3 separate regions of the Homo sapiens genome follow, and regions 1 and 3 are each linked to region 2. Evidence: chromatin contacts called from ENCODE Hi-C or POLR2A ChIA-PET data. All regions are on one chromosome and are shown on one strand. The core of a region is the stretch at or near the end of the contact, and the rest is flanking DNA. Distances in the headings are between cores, read along the strand shown. Region 1 holds the start of TMEM273 (transmembrane protein 273). Region 2 holds the start of MAPK8 (mitogen-activated protein kinase 8). Region 3 holds the start of ZNF488 (zinc finger protein 488).

What was found. A loop is a pair of places that touch in the nucleus more often than their neighbours do. ChIA-PET counts read pairs that join two places held with the same protein, here RNA polymerase II (POLR2A). Pooled maps may share reads with other maps.
Region 1: a loop to region 2 is called in a map of B cell, with 6 times the contacts of the local background. The contact joins the promoter of TMEM273 here to the promoter of MAPK8 in region 2. A Hi-C loop is called at or near these places in 2 of 168 maps with a recorded cell type or tissue (B cell and naive thymus-derived CD4-positive, alpha-beta T cell), 3 of 37 single-sample maps with no recorded cell type and 12 of 50 pooled maps. POLR2A ChIA-PET finds 5 or more read pairs at or near these places in 1 of 52 experiments (endothelial cell of umbilical vein).
Region 3: a map of CD8-positive, alpha-beta T cell shows a loop between it and region 2 (8-fold over the local background). The contact joins the promoter of ZNF488 here to the promoter of MAPK8 in region 2. A Hi-C loop is called at or near these places in 3 of 168 maps with a recorded cell type or tissue (CD4-positive, alpha-beta T cell, CD8-positive, alpha-beta T cell and naive thymus-derived CD4-positive, alpha-beta T cell) and 9 of 50 pooled maps.

What each region holds. Positions count from the first base shown.
Region 1 is chr10:49,186,139-49,190,094 of GRCh38, reverse strand. TMEM273 (transmembrane protein 273) reads left to right here and starts at 1,704. Exons shown (of 7, transcript NM_001288740.3): 1 at 1,704-1,801. The coding sequence starts at 1,759.
Region 2 is chr10:48,304,266-48,307,945 of GRCh38, reverse strand. MAPK8 (mitogen-activated protein kinase 8) reads right to left here and starts at 1,269. Exons shown (of 12, transcript NM_001323329.2): 1 at 1,125-1,269. RefSeq lists a silencer at 689-1,638.
Region 3 is chr10:47,382,437-47,386,707 of GRCh38, reverse strand. ZNF488 (zinc finger protein 488) reads left to right here and starts at 2,415. Exons shown (of 2, transcript NM_153034.4): 1 at 2,415-2,488. RefSeq lists a silencer at 1,967-2,446 and an enhancer at 2,009-2,508.

The DNA.
Region 1 (3,956 bases), core at 455-2,954, 880 kb before region 2:
TGGAAGCCCTGGGCCTGGCCTGAATGTAGCTCCACCGTCCCCAGCCACTGTCTACAGATTGTCAGGTCTGCACTGGCATTTTCTTTCAATACACTTAGAGGAAAGTGAAATATTTTTCTTACACATGTTCCCATGAACTGGGGCAAAATTAAGAAAACTCCACATATTCCAGGAGAAATAAGAGAGTATGTTTCTTGGTGCAGGTAGAAACTGATCTTAATTTCATCAAATGAATAAAGTGTGGACAGATGGAACTTGAAGGCACCCAGATGAAGCCAATTGCTTCTCTCATGACCAGCCTTCTCCTCTCATGTCCATTATTTATGTGAAACTCAGAAGGAGCCACAGCAGCCATGCAGAAGAACCCAGGGGGCATCTGTGGCACCAGGGCAATCGGACTGCCTCTGGCTGGACCTTGGCAGGGGATGGTACCTGTACACAGAGGGCACATGCAGCCTGAGGGGCATAGGCTGCCAGCCAAAGGCCTGGGTTTCGAGTCCAGCTCTCACATTTACTGCTGCGTGGACTTGGACAGGTTGCATGCTAAGATGGCATTGGGCTCAGTAGCAAGTGCTCACGGTGTTGGCTGCTACCGTTAGGGATTTGACTGAGGGAGCCCAAGAATGAAAAGAGCTCGATTTCTGCCAGCTCAGTTGGGTGGGGGACTCAAGACTTGTCATTAAGTTGATTTATATTTTAAAAAGTGACATTTCCTGCACATTTGGGTTTTTGGCTGAACATCTAAGCATTGTGACAACGTGCAGGTATAAAGGAGTACAGGAGCATAAGGCCTTCAGCCTGCTGGCTGAGCCTGTGTGACTACCAAAGTTCCTCCAGGCTAAGGACCTGGACATGGGGCCTGTAAACTTGGATGGGAAAAAAATTACATCTCTGTTCTCTAACCTCTAAGGAACACTTAGCATCTTCTTCTAATAGTAGTGTGGCAAACGAACCACAGAAACATTACCACCCAGTAACTTTATTTCTGGTAGGAATCACAGGTCTTTCCATCCACATTCCAGCTGTTACAGGTATCTCTCAATATCGATTCCATTTATCACCATGTCGAGATGGTGGTAGCTGTTTCATCTGCTGCCAGATCTTGCTATTTACTGTGTGGATAAATAAGCATGTATATTTCTACTTCACAAGTTTAACAAAATATTTTGATAACTGTGTGTTAATACTACTGATTTCTACTATGATCCTTATCTATTTTAGTTTGGGGATTTAAAAATCTTATTCTGAGAAGAGAGTGATAGGCATTCCTAGACTCAGAGGCTCCCATGGCACAAAAACAGTGACCGAGCTGGACTATTGGCTGGAGGGGCATTTCCTATTTCTGCTCCAAGGCAGAGGCTACTGCAAGGGCTGGACTGCAGGGCAGACCGGCTTTGCCCACATTCCTCTCTGAGACTTACTAGCATGGGTCATTAGGCAAGAAACCGCACCTTACCGAGCTTTGTTCCCACACTCTGTGGGGAAGATTATAGGAGAGAACACTGGGTATAATACCCCAGCATGTACAATGGGTCTAATCACAGCCAGCTTCTGGTGGAGTCCAGAATGACAGGGGCTTCCTTCAGCCCTGTCTTCAGAGAGGCTGAGAGGAACTGAACAGCCTCCTGGCTGTGACAGTGGTTTCCTTCCCCATCAGTCACGTGGGTCTTGTCCTGTCCCCAGAGCCTTGGGTCACATGGCTCATTGTGCCTGCGCTGCCAGCAGCCAGGAGCCAGGAGCCAAGAGCAGAGCGCCAGCATGAACTTGGGGGTCAGCATGCTGAGGATCCTCTTCCTCCTGGGTAAGTGGGGACTGCGGGGGTCTCTGGCCCGGGGGAGCCTCAGTGGGCAGGAAACTGGGGGAGCCTTAGCCCACTGGGGCTTGATCCCTAAAACATAACTCTGTCCCTTTACACAGATGATGTTTCTCACTTTGATCTGGTAGTGAGCAATGATCTTGTTTGTCTCATTCCAGCTGCAACTTACAAATGCTTCTGGGCTAAAGGAGAATAGGAAGGGTCATGGCAGAAGGAGCTTCGGGCTTGGGATCTAGAAACATCTGGGTGTAAACTGTGGCTCCATTGCTGATAAACTAGAATAAGCTTCTGAAACTCCCTAACTTTCTGAACCAATGAGATGGGAGATAATCATGTTTACTTTTTGGGATTTCAAGAGAGTTAAGTTAAATTTAATTAAGTCAAATCAAAATACTGACATAGAATGAGAACATGTAGGCATGTAGATACTGGTATACATTTAATGTTGAATCAGAATTCTCATGCAGTGAAGCAGACTCTTTGCTACTCAGAGGTATCTTTGTTTTTAAAAATTATCTTTAATGCATTCCTTGAAAGAAGGAAGAAAGGAGAGAGGCAAAGACTAAAACAAAGTAGGGCCAAATGGAGGAGAGAAATATAAAGTCAGAGAAGTAGACAGAGAGGAAGAAACTCAAAGAGAGAGAGAGAGAGACAGACAGAGACATAGAGAGATGGTTAGAAATATGCATAGATGGAGACAGAGATGGAGAGAGACACATGCCTTTACGAAGTCCCCTCTGATATCAACTGTTGTTTCCTAAAAAGGCAGCATACGTCCCTCATATATACAAAGACGTTCCTTCCCAGAACTTGCACTGGGCCGAGACTCAATGGGAAGCAGTCTGTCTCCAGATTAAATCTTGTGTCTCCAGACCAATAGGTTGTATCCTGAATGCGGGCAAAGTTAGTGCTGTGGGCAGGTTTCCATCTAAAGTCTGCACTAAGCAGGGGAGAGCAAAGACTTTGGCCTTGGGAGTCAGCATGTCAGACAGACAGCCAGCCACATCATCCATCAGTTTACACATGGAAACGGGCCGTTGGCAGTGACTGTGAAGGGATGTCAGGCACCAGCAAGCAGCGATTAAGGGTGTGCACGGTGGTTAGATGCAGTGTGCCTGCCCAGAGACGTGGTGGAAGGTAAGAGAAGTTGTAACCCTTATTTCTGCTTTTGACTTACCTAGATAAACAAACTAGTCTGTCCTGGTACAAAAAAAGGAAGTTAAATTTAAGAAATCCAATGAAAAATGTGCAAATTATATAAACAGGCAATTCATTGAAGAATCACAGACAATAAAACTTTAAAATGTCCAGTCTCACAAATAATAAAAGATCTAACACCTCCTCGCATTTTTTAGTGTGTCGATGTGCTGGGTGCTCTGCTGAAGATGTTACATGAGCTCATTTGGTTCCCACAGCAACTCTGTGCAATAGGTGCCACAATTACCTGCATGTTATAGATAAGGTTTTAATCACTGGGCCAAGGCATCACAGCTCGTTTCTGCTTTCATATACTATTGATAGAGGTACACAGTGGTTAGGAGTGGGTATCCAGTACGAGACTCCTTAAATGTTCATCCCTGTTCTGTTGTTTACCAGCCTGGAAAACTTGGACAAAGAATTAATCCTCTCTGTGCCCAGTTTTCTCATCTGTAAGTTGGGGACACCTCACAGGACTATTGGGAAAATGAAATCTGTTACCACATTTAAAGCACTTAGCATGGGATGTGATAAGTGGTGAGCACTCACTATTGGATATGAGGGGACTCATTTATTCACTCTCTCCAGAGGGCAATTTGGCAAAATCTGGGTGTCAATGTAAGCGAAATGTAAGATGTTCATAACCCTTCACCCAGAAATTCCACCTCCAGGAATATAACCTGATGAAATAATATGGTAAAACCCTCCCAAAATATTTCACAGGGTATTATTCAACACTGCCGAAACCACGGTGGGAACCAGAAACAAGAGACTATCAGTAGGAATTTGACTAAGTTAATTATGCTTTAGTATTTCCAACAATATCCAATATATTTAGTTGAAAGACATGCCTTTCTATGAGCTGACACGGATGAAACAGAAGTGATGAAGTGATAGTTACAGGTTAGAGTTCCGTAGTAATATTTTGCATGTGTTTAGTCTC
Region 2 (3,680 bases), core at 20-2,519:
TGTAACTGTCTCATTTAAAGGTCCATCTATTATACTTCAGTCAAAGCATCCTCTTCCATGAAAGGATACTTTACCTTCACACCAAACCTCTTCATCTGAGTACGGTACTAAACAGCTGCTGAATGAATGAATGAATGAAAAAACAGATGTTCTAATTGCCAAGGAGGTACTTGCTGGATGCTTATCTCAAAACACAATGGACTGACGGACCAGAATTCTACTGGAAAGATCGCTGGATTTCAGAGGTAAAAATAGTAATCACTGGACAATGCCATGTAGTCAACATGTTATTAAATTCGCAGTAAAGACCAAGCAGGGAACTTTCAGAAATAAAAACGGAAAGTGTTCATCAGGGTACTTTAAAATGGACTTGGTTCTACCATCTCTGAATCGGGAACACAAATGCGAGACAAAGAGATGGGAGGGTGGGGTGAAAAAGTCAAAAGGTCACCACCGATGACCCTCAAGAGAAATGCGCGCTGACCACCGAAGCTCGGGCCAAGCTGGATGGACACCTCCCACCCGAGCCACGGGCCTGGGCTCTCTGCCCTGCAGCCCAGAGCTGCAGGCCACTCTGGCCCTTTTCAGCGCTGCTGCCTGCGTTCGCCCAGAACGTTAGCACAAAGAAAGCATCGAGAAGCAAAATACGGTCCCTATGGGCGCGGGGCAGGCTTGGGGACCTGCCGGCAGAAGCGCTCTCCCCGGCTCCCCGCCGCCCCGGAGGCAGCCAGGGCGCGGCGGGCCGCAAAGACACCTCCGTCCGACCCTTGCCGAAGTGTTTCAGAACTTGCCACCCACCCCCCCGCTCCATTTTCTTCTCCCGCCGCGGAGGCAGGACCCACGCGAAGAGGACGCGAGAGGACAGGCGGGCGGGGCTCGCGGCGGCAGGCGGGCTGGCGGGCAGCGGAGCGCACCCAGGTCCCGCAGCCCCACGCCCCCTCGGCTGGCCCCCGCCTCCGCGCCGCTATTGTTCCCGCGCCGCCCCCGCCCACCGCGCGCTCCCGCCCCCACTCCCAGGAGGGGGTTACGGCTGAGGAGAAGGCGGCGGCGGCGGCAGCGGCACAATAACATAAACACGACGGGGCCGCCTGCCGTCCCGGCCCTGCGGCGTCCGCCGCACTCACCCGGCAGCGCAGCGAACGGCGACAGGGAAGCCCGCCAGCGGGGACAGGGGCCGTCCGGGGTGGTCGCCGCGGCCGTTACCCAGCGCTGCTCGCGGCTCCGCAATCCAAGCCGCGTCGTCCGGCCTCGGCCGCTCGGCTGAGTAACAGAGACGCGGGCCGTCACCGCGCACGCCCGCGCACGTCATCGCGCAGGGCCCCGCCCCCGCGCCTCCCGAGCGGCCGGCGGGGCGGGGCAGCCCCGGGGCCCGGATTGCGGGGGCGGGGCCGCCGCCCGGGGACGGCGCTACTCCAGGGGTTACGAGAGGACTTGCGGAGGTCGCTTGGAGGCGGAGCCGCGGAGAGAGCCTCCGAGGGCTGTGGGTGAGGGGCGTGGCCTGGAGCGGGAGGGGCGGGCCCTGTGGCGGCACGTGGCGGCGCGTGGCCCCAGGGGACCGCATCTGGTTGGCGGCGGTAGCCAGGTCAGAGCTTAAGCCTTCGGGCCTCGTCGGCACAGGGTTGAAGGGCAGGTGCGCTTAGGCCTAACCTGCGCAGCGAACAGGCACCCCCTTCCGGTACACACACCTGAGTGATGAAGAGCTGGTTACCTTGACCGACAATATGTTCCATTCTGAGGACACCTGTCCGGGTCCCAGAAACCTACAGAGAGATAAGTGTTCTCTTCAGCTGCCCGGGAAAAGCTGCCTCCAGTTTTTCCAAAATCCACCTCCTCCGAGATTCCTTGCAAATCCACCTCTTCCCAGATTCCTTGCATTACCTGGTTTACTTCTGAGGCCCCACAAAGCGTGTAAATGTTACAGAAGCGATAAATTGACAAGTCCTTTAAATATCCAACAACGGGTGGAAAGGCGTTTGAACTACCTACACCATTCGGTAGAATACATTTTAGCAATTTAAATGCCATGTGTTCAAGGAATTCTTAACAACATAGGAACATGTTCACAATGTATCATTAAGAGAAAGAAGCAAGAAACAAGTCATATATAGAATGGTCCCACTTAGATACTATATATACACATAGAAAAAACCTGGAAAGAAATACACCAAATTATGTTAACAATGGTTCATCATTGGACTATGGAATAAAGGGTGACTTGGTTCTCGTTTATACTTTGGGTATTTTCTCATGTTTTCCGAGAGGAATAGTTATGTTCACAATCAGAAACAAGTAAGTTACTTTAATAATGAATATATAAATATTTGTTGAATAAATGAATGATTTCAGGTAAACTACTTTCCTATTACATGTGGGGCTGGCCTGTTTCTGGTGATTCTGAAAGGGAACATACAGATGATTATTCATTCATTCTCTTCCCATTTCCTCTCTCCCTCCCTCTCAACCTTCTTAATTTCCTTCCTGCCATCCTTTGTTCCTGCAATAATTATTTATTGCATGCCCATTCAGTGCCAGGCAATACAGTAGAGTTTACAGATTTAATCACTGTACTATGAAAGTAATAATAGTAAACGCAAAATTATCACTGTTTTATAATACAAATTGTTAAGGATACATAATACTATGAAACCAATTAATACACTAGTTAATAAGGCCAGAAAAGATTTCCCTGAGGAACTGTCACTTGAGCTGGGAATAGGTTTGACTAGACAGAGAATATTTTAGAGGTAGCTTTGCACGCAAAGGTCCTCTGATGAGATTAAGCAGGATAAGATGGAGAAATTCAGGAAAGGCCAGCTCTGCTGGAGGAGCAAGGAAGAAGGAGCTATGAGATGAAGTCAGGAAGATTGGTAAAGGGACCAAACGTAGGACATCCATATTGGCCATGTTGAAAATCTTTTTATCCTAAGTGCAATGGGAAGCCCCTGACATATTCAGCAAAGGGTGTGGCATGGTCAGAATAGCTTCTTGAAAAGATTCCTTATTGGAAAGAGCCCAGGTGGATGTAGGAGTAGCCTAGACGGTAAGAGGTGGAAGCTTGATCTAGGGTGATGGTCATGGAAATAGTTGATGGACATGGAAAGATCTGTGAATTATTTAGGAGGTCCAACGGGCAGAACTTGCACATTCTCCAAGTGATGGGTTATGTGGGGCAATGAAGGAGAGGGAGTCATCAAGGAAAACTCAAAGGTTTCTGGCTTGTGGCCAAGGATGGATGTTAGTGCTGGTTTACCAAGATGGGAATCTTGGAAAAGGACCAGACTGGCATTAAAATATCATGAGAGCAGGCTGTTTGGCTGTTTGAAGGCTTTTGAGATGCCCAAAACTGATGTTAAGTTGGTGGTTGGATATACAGAGCTGAGGTTCAGCTAGTTAAGAGACGAATCATTGACAGTGAGTGATTCCTTGAAGCCTTGGGATAGATGGGTCAGCCTAGGCCTGAGGAGAGGGCCTGCAACCAGGCTTGGGGAACTTCAGTGTTAAAGGGCCACAAAGGGGAAGATGAGTCTGTGATGAGCTGCCAGGGAGATAGAAGGATAACCAGGAGAGAGGTGTTCAAGAAGAAAGGGCTGATCAATAATATTAAACATAAGAGGAGGCTTGGAATCCTGGAGTAATAGAACCAGAAGTGAATTAGAGTGGGCTGGGAAATGAATGGGAGG
Region 3 (4,271 bases), core at 1,166-3,665, 920 kb after region 2:
GGAGGCTGAAGTGGAGAATCACTTAAACCCAGGAGGTGGAGGTCACAGTGAGCCGAGATCATGCCACTGCACTCCAGCCTGGGCAACAGAGTGGGACTCCATGTCAGGAAAGAAAAAAAAAAAAAGAATTGAGGTTGGGAAATCTCTGCCTAGATTTCCGAGGATGTGTGGAAACACCTAGATGACCAGGCAGAAGTTGCTGCAAGGGCAGGCCCCTGATGGAGAACCTCTGTTAGGGCAGTGCAGAAGGGAAATGTGGGGCTGGAGCTCCCACACAGAGTCCCCACTTGGGCACTGCCTAGTGGAGCTGTGAGAAGAGGACAACTGCCCTTCAAATCCAAGAATGGTAGATCCACCGACAACTTGCACCTTGTGCCTGGAAAAGCCACAGGCACTCAAAGGCAGCCCAAGAAAGCAGCTGGGAGGGGGTCTGTACCCTGTAAAGTCACAGGGCCAGAGCTGCCCAAGGCCGTGGGAGTCCACATCTTGCACCAGCATGACCTGGGTGTGAGACATGGAGTCAAAGGAGGTCATTTTGGAACTTTAAGGTTTAATGACTGCCCTATTGGGTTTCAAACTTGCATGGGGCCTGTAGTCCCTTTGTTTTGGTCAATTTCTCCCATTTGGAATGGGTGTATTTACACAATGCCTGTACTTGCATTATATCTAGGAAATAACTTTCTTTTGATTTTACAGGTTCATGGGTGGAAAGGACTTGCCTTGTCTCAGATGAGACTTTGAACTTGGACTTTTGGGTTAATGATGGAATTAGTTAAGACGTTGGCAGACTGTTCGAAAGGCATGATTGTGTTTTGAAATATGAGGACATGAGATTTGAGAAGGACCAGGGGTGGAATAATATGGCCTGCCTCTGTTTCCCCACCCAAATCTCATCTTGAATTATAGTCCTTATTGTAATGCCCATATGTAGGGGGAGGGACTTACTGGGAGGTGATTGAATCATGGCGGTGGTTGCCCTGTGCTGTTCTCATGATAGTGAGTGAGTTCTCAGGCAATCTAATGGGTTTGTGAGGGGCTTTTACCCCCTTCACTCTGCACTTCTCTCATTCTTCTCCTTCCAGCCACCCTGTGAAGAAGGACCTGTTTTGCTTCCACTTCCACCATGATTGTAAGTTTCCCGAGGCCTCTGCATCCATGCTGAACTGTGAGTCAATTAAACCTCTTTCCTTTATAAATTACCCAGTCTCAGGCAATTCTTTATAGCAGTGTGAGAATGGATTAATACAGTCTAAAATAGATCTTTCTTTATATAACTTAAAAATTACAAGTGATGAAAAGCATTTGAGTTGGTTGGTTGTCAGTTTTTTCCCCCTCTTTTGGAGCTGTATTTAGTATAATAGAATATCTTAAATTAGTGGTCTTTTATAATAAATGAAATTGGGTGTACTTCGCCCCAGCATATTAGGGTTCCCTTGCTTCATGCCTTCCATGACAGTTGGTATTATTATATTTTAACATTTATGCCTAATGATTAAACATCTCCTTGTGGTCTTAATTTGCATTTTCTAATTACTCTAGAGACTTCGTCCTTTCACATGATTTTGGTCGTTAGTGGTTCCTCTTTGAAGTGCCTATTCATGTCTGTGTCCATTCGTTGCTTTGGGTGTTCCTCTCTTTCACACTAATTCATTAAAAGTATATATCCTGGATACTAATCCTTTATCAATTGCTGCAAGTATCTTCTTTCAGTGTGTGGCTTGCTTTTTCACTCCGTTTGTTGTTTTTTAATCAAAGTATAAGTTCTTAATTTTAACGCACTTTAACTGTCATTTTCCACCATGGCCCGAGTCGCGGAGTCCGCCTTCCTGGCAGAGCGTTGCGTGGTCACAGCTGAGGTCTGGGGAGCAGAGGCGGCGGGCGCTCCCGGGGGGAGCTGGGCGATTCCGGCGGGGGGAGGTGCCGATCGAGCGGCCGCCAGGCTGCTGGGGGAAGGAGGGCCAGGAGGCCGTGGGGGTCCTCGGCGCAGACTGGAGCCGCAGGCACCGCGCGCAGCCCTCGCCCGCATCGCCGAGGCCCCGCGGGCCCAGGAGCGAGAGGTCGGGCGCCCAGGACCAGAGGGCGTAGGCGAGAGCAGGCACCGCCTCCAAAGAACGCCCTCGCCCTCCCGCAGGCGATGGCGCCCGGCCCTGACCAAGCCAGCTGGGGGCATCTCCGCGGAGCTGAGCCGGGGAAGGGCCGGGCAGCCCAGAGGGTCAGAAGGGGGTTTTCTCCCGGGGTTGTGAGTTCTTTGGCCAGCGGCACCCTCCCCTGCCGGGGCCGCCCACCCGCAAGCCCCGCCCCGAAGGCTGGAGCTTCCCTGGGGGTGGGCGACGCCGAGACCACGCCCCGAAGGCGGGAGCGGCTTGGGGGCGGGATCTGGCCGCCCTCAGGGCTCCGGCGCCAAGTTCAGAGCCACGCGCAGTGCTCTTGGCCGGGAGGAGGCTGTGCTGCACCAGCACCTCTTGCTCCACATCTCCAGAGAGCCCAGGTGAGGCGCACCCTCCTGTCTGCAGGGACAGAGCCGCGAGCGGGCGCGGGCGGCGGGGTCCATCTCACTTCCACATCAGCCTTTCCCCAGGACAGGGTTGTTGAGTCCTGCCTTTGACTGTGGGGTCCTTTCCTTCCCAATGTCGCCAGCTTCCTCTCTCTCCCACGTCGTCTCCGAGTCCCATCCCCGTTTCTGTTCCCTTTCTCTTCTCTCACTTTTTCTCCTCTATCTCTTCTTTATTGTCTTCCTGTTTTCATTTTCTTCTGTGTCAGTCTCTCTCCCTCTCTCTTTTCCTCTCTTTGTTTATTCTTCTCCCCTACCTTCTCCCTCTCCCCCCTGTTTTTTCAGCACTCAAGAATTCTGCCTATGAATTTTTCTCCTAGGGTGACTTTCAGGCTGCAGTTGTTTTCCTCCCTCCCACTGTCTCTCCCGGGGTTTATCCTGTGTTGCTGTTATTCTCAGCCCGGGCTTGCGCTGGGCAGTAGGGTAAGAACCATGCATCAGCCCCAGATCCTTTCTCCAACAGATTATATCCAAAGATCTGGACATGTATCCTGTTCACTGCCTTTCCTGGGAAACAAAACAATACCAAATGATCACATTATAATGAGTTTTTAGAATGAGCTAAAAGAACATACCTGGTTTTAGAGACAAGGGGTTGATTGAATCCTTTCCTTGACATTTTGCCTTTACTAATAGACACAGACAGCACAGCAGGAAGCTAAGCCTTGCAGAAGCATTTAGGGGGCGTTCCCACCCACACCTGCCTTCTGGGCAGGCTATGCAATGCCAGGTGCAGGGGAGGGAGGGGACAGGATTCAGAGCAGGGTTGTAGGAAGACAGTGGGAGGCCAGGGCTTTGAAACATTTGAGGGAGCCTGGAAATAAGAAATTAACAGTAAATTTCTAAAATATGTAGTTGCCAATGCCACTGATGTACAGAAATGAAATTAATTACTCCTGAGGGAGACATTAGACATTTTATGGCAGTAATTATGGCATTTGAAAGTAATGATTTTATGTACATTAGATAGGAGGGCCAAGGGGAAAATATTTCCTGTTAGTATCAAAGATTGTCGTAGATGCATAAGGGACGAACTCTAGAAAATCAAGTCTCATTCTTTTTGAGGGATAAAATAGAACTATATCGAGGCAATTTTTTGTTTCTTGGTTACAATGTAATCTTATCAGAGATATGTGATTTAGTTTTTAATGATATTTTATGACACATACATATTTATATGTTCAAACACACACAAATACATAATATATATGCACTAAGTTATAAAAGAGCCCTTGTTTGTTTGTAAAGATCTTAATTACCAATAAAGGTTGAAGCTTTCACTTCTTGGAAATAAGTTAACATGATATTGTAGTTTATTATGACCTTTAATGAAAATTCAACTAATTTACTTTTGATTGATACAGAAATGGAAATTTGGCCGTAGATAAATCACACAGAATTAAACAGAAATTAAGTATGATGAAGGTGCATTGCAGTGTGTTCAGTGAAAGAATTTGCATATGCTAGATATTTTGGACAAATTCATAGGTATGTGCATGGAACTGTGATTTGTGAGGCTTTTTTCTGGTTTAAAAAGTTAAATTGCCTTTATATCTAATCCCTGATCCCCAACATATGCGGATTCTGGGGGGAGGGATAAAAGACTTTGCAAATGATTTAGAATCATCGTGTCTGCTTTGCTTGGCAGATTTCTTTTCAGACATCCAAGAGGTGGCAACTTTTGTTTGAAACATATAATCACACCAATTATTTAAAAAAA